Regions from separate parts of the Homo sapiens genome. Here all the other regions are linked to region 2. Evidence: chromatin loops called from intact Hi-C (ENCODE). Cell type or tissue: heart left ventricle. All regions are shown on one strand.

Region 1 (2,500 bases), 840 kb before region 2:
GGGATCCTCCCACCTCAGGCTCCCAAAGTGCTGGGATTATGAATGTAAGCCACTGCTCCCGGCCCTGAGTTTCTTTACTATAGCACATCAGGCTGAGATCTCTTTGCAAACTCAGATTGTAGCCTCAGTGTTTAGGACAATACTTGATGTGTAGTAGATATTGAACCAACCAAAGTGATGAATTGCACCAGTAGTTGGACTTTGATGGGCAAGTTCGTGACTGGTGGTATTATAGTATCTTTTCTGCCCCGGTTGATCATTGTTTGTTTTTCTCCTTTTCTCCCTCTAAAGTACTCATGTAATGGAGGAAAGTCTATATCTGCAGCTGGACCCAGCCATACCAGGAGTGTATTTTGGAAATCCATACCCGTTTGGGATTGATCCGGTAATAATGTCTTCTTGGGTTAAATATTTCTTATGTGAACTATCTTGAGGAGACCTCTGGAGAGAGAAGAAAAGGCCAACAAAGCCTGTCAAATCAACAAACTTGTGTTGAGATAAAATAACTTCTGCTGACGTTTTTGTGACACATAGAGCCAGAGTCAAGTAAAAGTTCTGTCTACACCTTCTACCCAGCCCCATTTTCCATACAGTCCCCCAAACGTCTGCCTCTTTCTCCATCAATCATATCCCTGGTGGTTAATAACTGCTTCTTTAAAAGGCACTTGGTTGCCTGGGGAGTATGCATATTACATGAGCTATTTAGCGTCCTAATCAAGTTTAAGTTCCCTGCTTTGTATTTTCTTGCAGTGGGAAACATTTCCCTTTTTTCTAAAAAAGTGTGGATTTACTTTTATGTTTGCTTTGTTTTACTGCATAGAATTGACGCTTTTTAAAAAAGGTATTTGCTTCATTTTATGTTTGTTATATCTATCTCAGTCAGCTAGATTTGAGCTAAGCAAAACGATACTTCCTCGCAGCCTGTAGATATAAAGCGGTTTTGAGGAGATACAACACATGCCCGTTCATGTAAAGCTGTTCATTTCTATTGGCCCAGTGCATGCTGCCACCAGGTGGCGGCCTTGTGCTCCAAATGAGCGTGAGTAGTCTGAAATTGAACCTGGCAAATGCTGTCCATGTTTCTTCTAAGCTCTTTCTTTATGGGAGAGAACCTGAGACCTCCGTTTTCGTTGCTGACAATTAGGAGTAAATAGTACTAGCCCTAAAACTGGTTTCCAGTCTCTCCCATCTTACAGGTCACCTCCTCTTAAGTTTTCCTGTGTCATTCCGCTATCGCCCGCCTCCCTGCCCTTATAAAAACATGAATTTTGCCCAGGATTTGTTTATACTTGCCACCCAGGGACACTTGCATTCTAAGTTTTATCAAAAGTGGTAAAGTCCTTGAAGGCTGGTGTGTAAGTTGCAAAGTGCTAAAAACTAATTTGAATTTTTGTGGCCTGCAAGACGTTGTCCTTGGTCAAAGGAATTTCATGTTTAGTAAGCAGGTGGAGAAGGAATCTAGACGGGGATGATCTTAGGGTCTGGTTGATCTTCCTTTGTTTGGAATCTCATTGCTCCAATGGTCTCGTCTCTCCCCTCCACAGCCCACAGTTAATTCATCAGCAAATCCTGCCTGTCCATTTCTGCTCCTCAGACAGAGTGGAGCTACGGTATTTCACATTGCAGAACTGAGTGATCCTGAGTTTCTACTCTGATGCAATTTTGTCATCTGCCCACAAGTTAGAAAAGAAAGAAAATATGTCAGGGTGAAAGAGAATGTGGGATATTGAAAATAATGAAATCTGTTCCTAGTAACATTTAGAATTTTGAAAATTTCTGGTCTTTCTATCCTAAAATAATACATATATATGATTTAAAAAAATCTATACCACACAAAATATTATATAAAGAAAAGCAGGAGTTGGCCAGATGTGGTGGCTCATGCCTGTAATCCCAGCACTTTGGGAGGTTGAGGCGGGTGGATCACTTGAGGTCAGGAGTTCGAGACCAGCCTGGCCAACATGGTGAAACCTTGTCTCCACTAAAAATACAGAAATTAGCTGGGCATGGTGGCACACACCAGTAGTCCCAGCTACTTGGGAGGCTGAGGCAGGAGAATTGCTTTAACCTGGGAGGTGGAGGTTGCAGTGAGCTGAGATCATGCCACTGCACTCCAGCCTAGGCAACCAGAGTGAGAGCCCATCTCAAAAAAAAAAAAAAAGTAAAAATACCAAAATTAGCCAGGCATGGTAGCATATGCTTGTGATCCCAGCTACTCGGGAGGCTGAGGCAGGAGAAGTACTTGAATCTGGGAAGCAGAGGTTGCAGTAAGCTGAGATCACACCACTGCACTCCAGCTTGGGTGATACAGAGAGACTCTTCTCAAAAAAAAAAAAAAAAAAAAAGAAAAAGAAAAGCGGGAGTTGCCTTTCCTACCTCTCCAGTTCCTGCAGTCCTGTTCCTCAGAGATAACCACTTTAACAGAACACGTCTGTATTAGTCCCTTTTCATGCTGGTGATAAAGACATCCCTGAGACTGGGTAATTTATAAAGAAAAAGA
Region 2 (2,500 bases):
CTCAATCTCCTGACCTCATGATCCGCCCCCACCTTGGCCTCCCAAAATGCTGGAATTACAGGTCTGAGCCACTGCTCCGGCTGCAAATCATTGTTTTTTAAATTAGTTTTTTAAAATTAGCTAGTTTATTAATTGCATTTCAAACCCATTTTACAAAAATTGTAACGGTACCAAGTTGATAAATTCCTCTAGCACTTGCTGTGCCCAGTGCTATTTTAAGCACTTTACAGCTATGAACTCATTTAGCCCTATGAGATGCCATTATTATCATCCTCACTATATAGAGGAGGTAACTGAAACTCGGAAAGTCTAGGTGATTTGTCCAAGGTCACACAGTAACCGCTAAAGCTGCATTTGAACCCAGGCAGTCTGGCTCTGGAGCCTGGATGTGGGAGGAGTATATGGAGGTTTATGCCTGGCTCATATGCAAGAGAAAGGGGTGAAAGTGCAGGGTTAAGAAACTGGCTTTTGGGGAGTTTCATCCAGAATGTATGTGTTCATGTGCACACATGATACATACCTGTGCTGTGACAATTATTTCTTAGAGACTCCTGTCACCCTGAGTGTTAGAGATCCAACAAATTAAGCAGAGAAAAATGGACTTACTGGGTAAACAAAAATTTAATCAGATTAAGGGTCAGTGTTAATGCCCAGTAACAATTGTGCAAATATTAAGGGATCAGTTTAAATCTCTTTGCATGTTATTTGATAATAACAAATGAATTTAATTCCCGTTTCCTGATGCTTCATGGTTTGTTGCTCAAAAAGCCAGCTAATATAGACATAAGCTAAAACTACCGCCAGTGGGATCCCCCTGAAATTTTCTCTGCATTTCTGGGAATGTGTGCTCAGATAGCAGTCAGGGGCAGTTCACCCCAAGTGCTCTGTAAGACAGACTGCCCAAAGGGAGGAAGTGCCACCAACTTAGTGTGGCATTACCTTGATCTCATGAGGCAAGGGAGCTGGTTTCACTGCTTGCCTTTGGCCGTTAGTCTGCTGGGGCTTCCTCTGTTTTTATCTCCACTTCCTCTCCCTGGGGGGATTGCCTGAGGCGGCTCTGTTTCTCTGGATCCTGCTCCCCGAGCCAGCATATGTATGCATGTTTTTAGCATCCTGAGCCGATAGGCGTTCCCGGCACCCATCCTGGCACTTGCTTCCGCAGCAGCCCCATGTTCATGGGTGGGTGGGACAAATCCTGGCCAAGAATTGGCGAAAAGGGGAAGAGCAAAGACCTCCTTGGAGTTTGTGTTCAGGTTTCGTCCTCTACAGGCTCCGTGTCAGGCCTTCCCTGGGCCACATGGGGGCAGCAGAGGCACAGCAGGGATGTGCTGGGGCGAAGTCCGGGTGTGTGAGGGAGAAGGACCGACCCCACTACCTTGCCTGGGAAGTCTCTCCTCTCCTCTGCAGGTGGACTGTGCTGCGTGTTCCTTCCTTCCTTCCTTCCTTCCTTCCTTCCTTCCTTCCTTCCTTCCTTCCTTCCTTCCTTCCTTCCTTCCTTCTCTTTCCTTTTTCTTCCTTTTCTTTCTTTCTCTTTCTTTTTCTTTCTTTCTTTTTTCTTCCTTTCTTCCTTCCCTTCCTTCCTTTCCCCTTCTCCTTCCTTTCTCCCTCCTTCCTTCCTTCCTTCCTTCCTTCCTTTCCTTCTTTCCTTTGTTCCTCCCTCCCTCCCTCCCTCCTTCCACATTTTTATTTTTGTTTGCTTGTTTGAATCAGATATCCAAATAAGGTCCATGTGTTCAAACTGTTTGATATGTCCATTACATATCTTTTTGTCTGTAAGTTCTCTTGCATGTCTTTGCTGTTATTTAGTAAAGGCCGAGTCAGTTGTCCTGTAGAGTCTTCCTGGTCTTAGTTTACCTGTAATGTCCTTGTGGTGTCCGTTAGCACAGTCCTTCGTCCACTACAGACTCTACTTTGTTTGGTTTTGGTTTTTGGTAAGAATTCTTCATAGGTTCCACTACATGCCTCCATCAGAAGGAACATAAAAATTGGTTATTCGGTTCTCCACAATGTATACTTATTGGCTAGAGAGATCAATACATTAGGGGTTTGAAAGTAGCCTTATAGAATTCTATCATTTCTCCTCCAGTTATTAGCAGAATATTTTTCTAAAGCAAGACTCTTCATCGTTAATGAACATGGGTACACAAGTAACCATGAGATGCTGATTTCATTGTCTTTGGGTATATACCAGCAGAGGGATTGCTGGGTTATATGCTAGTTCTATTTTTAATATTTTGAGGAACCTCTACACTGTTTTTCATAATGGTTTTACTAATTTACATTCCCACTAACAGTGTGGAAGGGTTCCCTTTTCTCCACACCATTGCCAACACTTTTCGCGCCTTGTCTTTTTTATAATGATAGTACTAACAGATGTGAAGTGATATCATGTAGGGTTTTGATTTACGTTTCTCTGATGACTAGTGTCAGTGAGCACCTATTCATATACCAGTTGACCATTTTTATGTTTTCTTTAGAGACATGTCTATTCAGATTCTTT
Region 3 (2,500 bases), 82 kb after region 2:
TCCTAAATATTAGTTTATGCTTATTGAACTTTTGACCTAGAGGATTATTATGGAATGGAATCACATGATGAGCAGTTTGGACCAACTTCAGAGCAATTCTAAATCTCTGAGTTGCTTGTTTGCTTTCGGGTTGGGTGTATTTCCTTCAATTTTGTCTTAGAAGGTTTTTAGCTTGGTAGCCTGCCATCTTCTCAAAATATTCCCAGTTAGCTCATCTTTGTAACCAAATGGAATAAACGGTTTCTATATGATTCTCATGCTGTAAGACAATGTCATTGATAGTGTGTAGCCAAGTAATGGTGAAGCCAATAAGAATATTCAAAATATGGAGCAACTGGTACTGGTTGTGGATGACTGATAAGTTCGTACTAGTACATAGTGTCTGATGTTAGCCCCTGCTGTGGCTAAGAAGGCCTGGGACACATATGCATAGGAATAAAACAGATGTGGCATATTAAAGACTGGGTAAGAACGGGTAAGAAAGGCATGGGAAGGTACCTTTTAGCATTGGCCTCACTCAGATACAGTTTGCATTCTCTACATTCATAGGACTCTTATCATTGAAATAATCCACTGGTATCTGCAGATTGATTTTCCAGTAGGAGTGATGGTCAGTGTGACCTACCAAATATCCTCACATCTGGTCTGCAAGGGCTTTATTAATCACTAGTGAAATTATGACCATGGTCTGTGACTATAGGACTGTATTGGGGGAAGGTGAGTCACAATTCGACAGCAACAGTCTTTACTTGTTCTATACACATAAGAAAAGTACTCATTGAAGAGTATGTTTTCCTCATTCTGAACTCAAATAAACACTTTGTTATTATTGAATGTACGTCACTTATCACCTTTAGTATTATTTGAGAGTTATAGGTATATATATCTTGTGGCCTCTAAATAATTGTAAAATCCTGAGGGCAAAGTAGTTAATTCATTCAATAAATATTTATTAAGCACCGAGTATGTGTCAAGCACCTACTGTGTGTTATAGACACTGAATACAAATGAATTAGACAATGAGACACTTTGAACTGATGACACTTTGAATCGAATTGATGAAAGGATGATGGGGAATTGTTCAGCTGAAGAGGGGTGGGAAGGGTCTTCTACAAAGGTCAAGAGGTCAGCATAAGCACAGGTATGGCCATGGGAAATGACTTGGCTGATTAGGAAATAAAAAGCAAGTTGGTAACCGAGAAATATAACATGATCAGTTGGGTCAAGAAGTGAGACGAGAATGATAACAGTGTTTATCACTTAAATTGTCATTTTAGTGTTGCTATTCAGTGAGGGAGATTTTGTCATAACTCCTGGGATGCTACTGGCATCTAGTGGTTAGAGGTCAGGCTGCTGATAAACATCCTGCAATGCACAGGATGGCCCCTCACAACAAAGAACTCTCTGGTCCAAAGTGTCATTAGTGCCAAGGTCGAGACTCCCTTCTTCGGATCTTTTTACATTTGGATTGCATCATTCAGGTCTTAACTCAAAAGTTCCTTCTTTAGCAGCTTCCTTACTCACCCCCTATTGTCATATAAAAATTTGCCTCTCCTTCTCTGTCACTCTCTATTACAAAACAATGTTTTTTGTCTTTATACCTTTTGATACCATCTAATGTTATATTATGCATTTGTTTATTTTTATTATCTGTCTCTCCTCTTTTAAAATATAAGCACCACAAGGTCTTTGATTGGTTCACTGCTGTATCTCTAGAGCTTAGAATAGTGTGAGGCACATTGGAAAATGCATGGAAAAGTTCAATATATGGGTGTTCTGAGTGGAAGAATGTGGTAAGTTGGACATAGACTCTGAGTTCCTGGAATAATCACAGTAGTTAACATTCATTTTTACCATTGATACTAGGCCCTGTTCCAAGCATTTTGCATGTATTAACTCAATCCCCAAAACAACCTCAGGGGGTAGGTATCTGATTATTTCCATTCTACATATGAACCAACTGAGAAAGAGAGTTATTTTCCCAAGATGTACATCTAGCAAGGGGCAGTGTTCAAGAGGTAAATTGCCCAAGGTGATCTTGTGTGTTTATTCACACATGCTTTTTGTGGCTATTAGTCTGAGAATGCTATGGGGAGTTGGGGGTTAAGTGACTTGGGAATTGGATTTGAGGGGTTTCAAACAATGCATCCAAAACATAGATGGACGGGAAATATAATGAACTAAATGTTGGTCATATCGCACTCAAGGGACCTGTGAGCCATCAAGGTGAAGGCTAACATGAAAAGGATTCTCTCATTCAAGAGAATGGTTTCAGATGAAGTGTGGAATTTGTAATGGGAACTGAAATCAGGAGAGCAGACTTGATTATTTAGGGACAGGTTGATGATGGGAACAGACCCAGGGAACACCCTGACATCACAAATATATAAGGGCCTATAATATAATATAAAAGGGTACCCATAATGAAAATAGAAAGAGCAGTAGAGTCACATTTCAAGTTCTGCTTTGGGCACAAGCTTCTATCTAAAGTCTCTTTTCT

The links. A loop is a pair of places that touch in the nucleus more often than their neighbours do. Peaks named below come from ENCODE experiments on the same cell type or tissue, not always from the same donor. Only the 100,000 strongest peaks of a DNase experiment are listed, where the experiment ranks them.
Region 1: a loop joins it to region 2, with 9 times the contacts of the local background. A loop is called at or near these places in 43 of 110 quality-filtered maps.
Region 3: it touches region 2 in a loop (10-fold over the local background); 37 of 110 quality-filtered maps call a loop at or near these places.

What each region holds. Positions count from the first base shown.
Region 1 is chr7:138,737,425-138,739,924 of GRCh38, reverse strand. ATP6V0A4 (ATPase H+ transporting V0 subunit a4) reads left to right here. Exons shown (of 22, transcript NM_020632.3): 15 at 292-385. Among named protein-coding and RNA genes, the nearest start is that of SVOPL, 37 kb to the right of the region's middle. In heart left ventricle, CTCF peaks have their summits at 790 and 1,007 (motif pointing right); a DNase peak (open chromatin) is centred at 1,014.
Region 2 is chr7:137,898,096-137,900,595 of GRCh38, reverse strand. The region is part of intron 8 of CREB3L2 (cAMP responsive element binding protein 3 like 2); the gene reads left to right. Among named protein-coding and RNA genes, the nearest start is that of DGKI, 52 kb to the right of the region's middle. RefSeq lists enhancers at 508-1,224, 1,156-1,225. In heart left ventricle, CTCF peaks have their summits at 1,079 and 1,279 (motif pointing right); a DNase peak (open chromatin) is centred at 1,305; H3K4me3 peaks cover 406 bases; H3K27ac peaks cover 1,449 bases.
Region 3 is chr7:137,815,792-137,818,291 of GRCh38, reverse strand. The region is part of intron 1 of DGKI (diacylglycerol kinase iota); the gene reads left to right. Among named protein-coding and RNA genes, the nearest start is that of DGKI, 30 kb to the left of the region's middle. In heart left ventricle, a CTCF peak has its summit at 1,329 (motif pointing left); no DNase peak of the experiment used is centred here.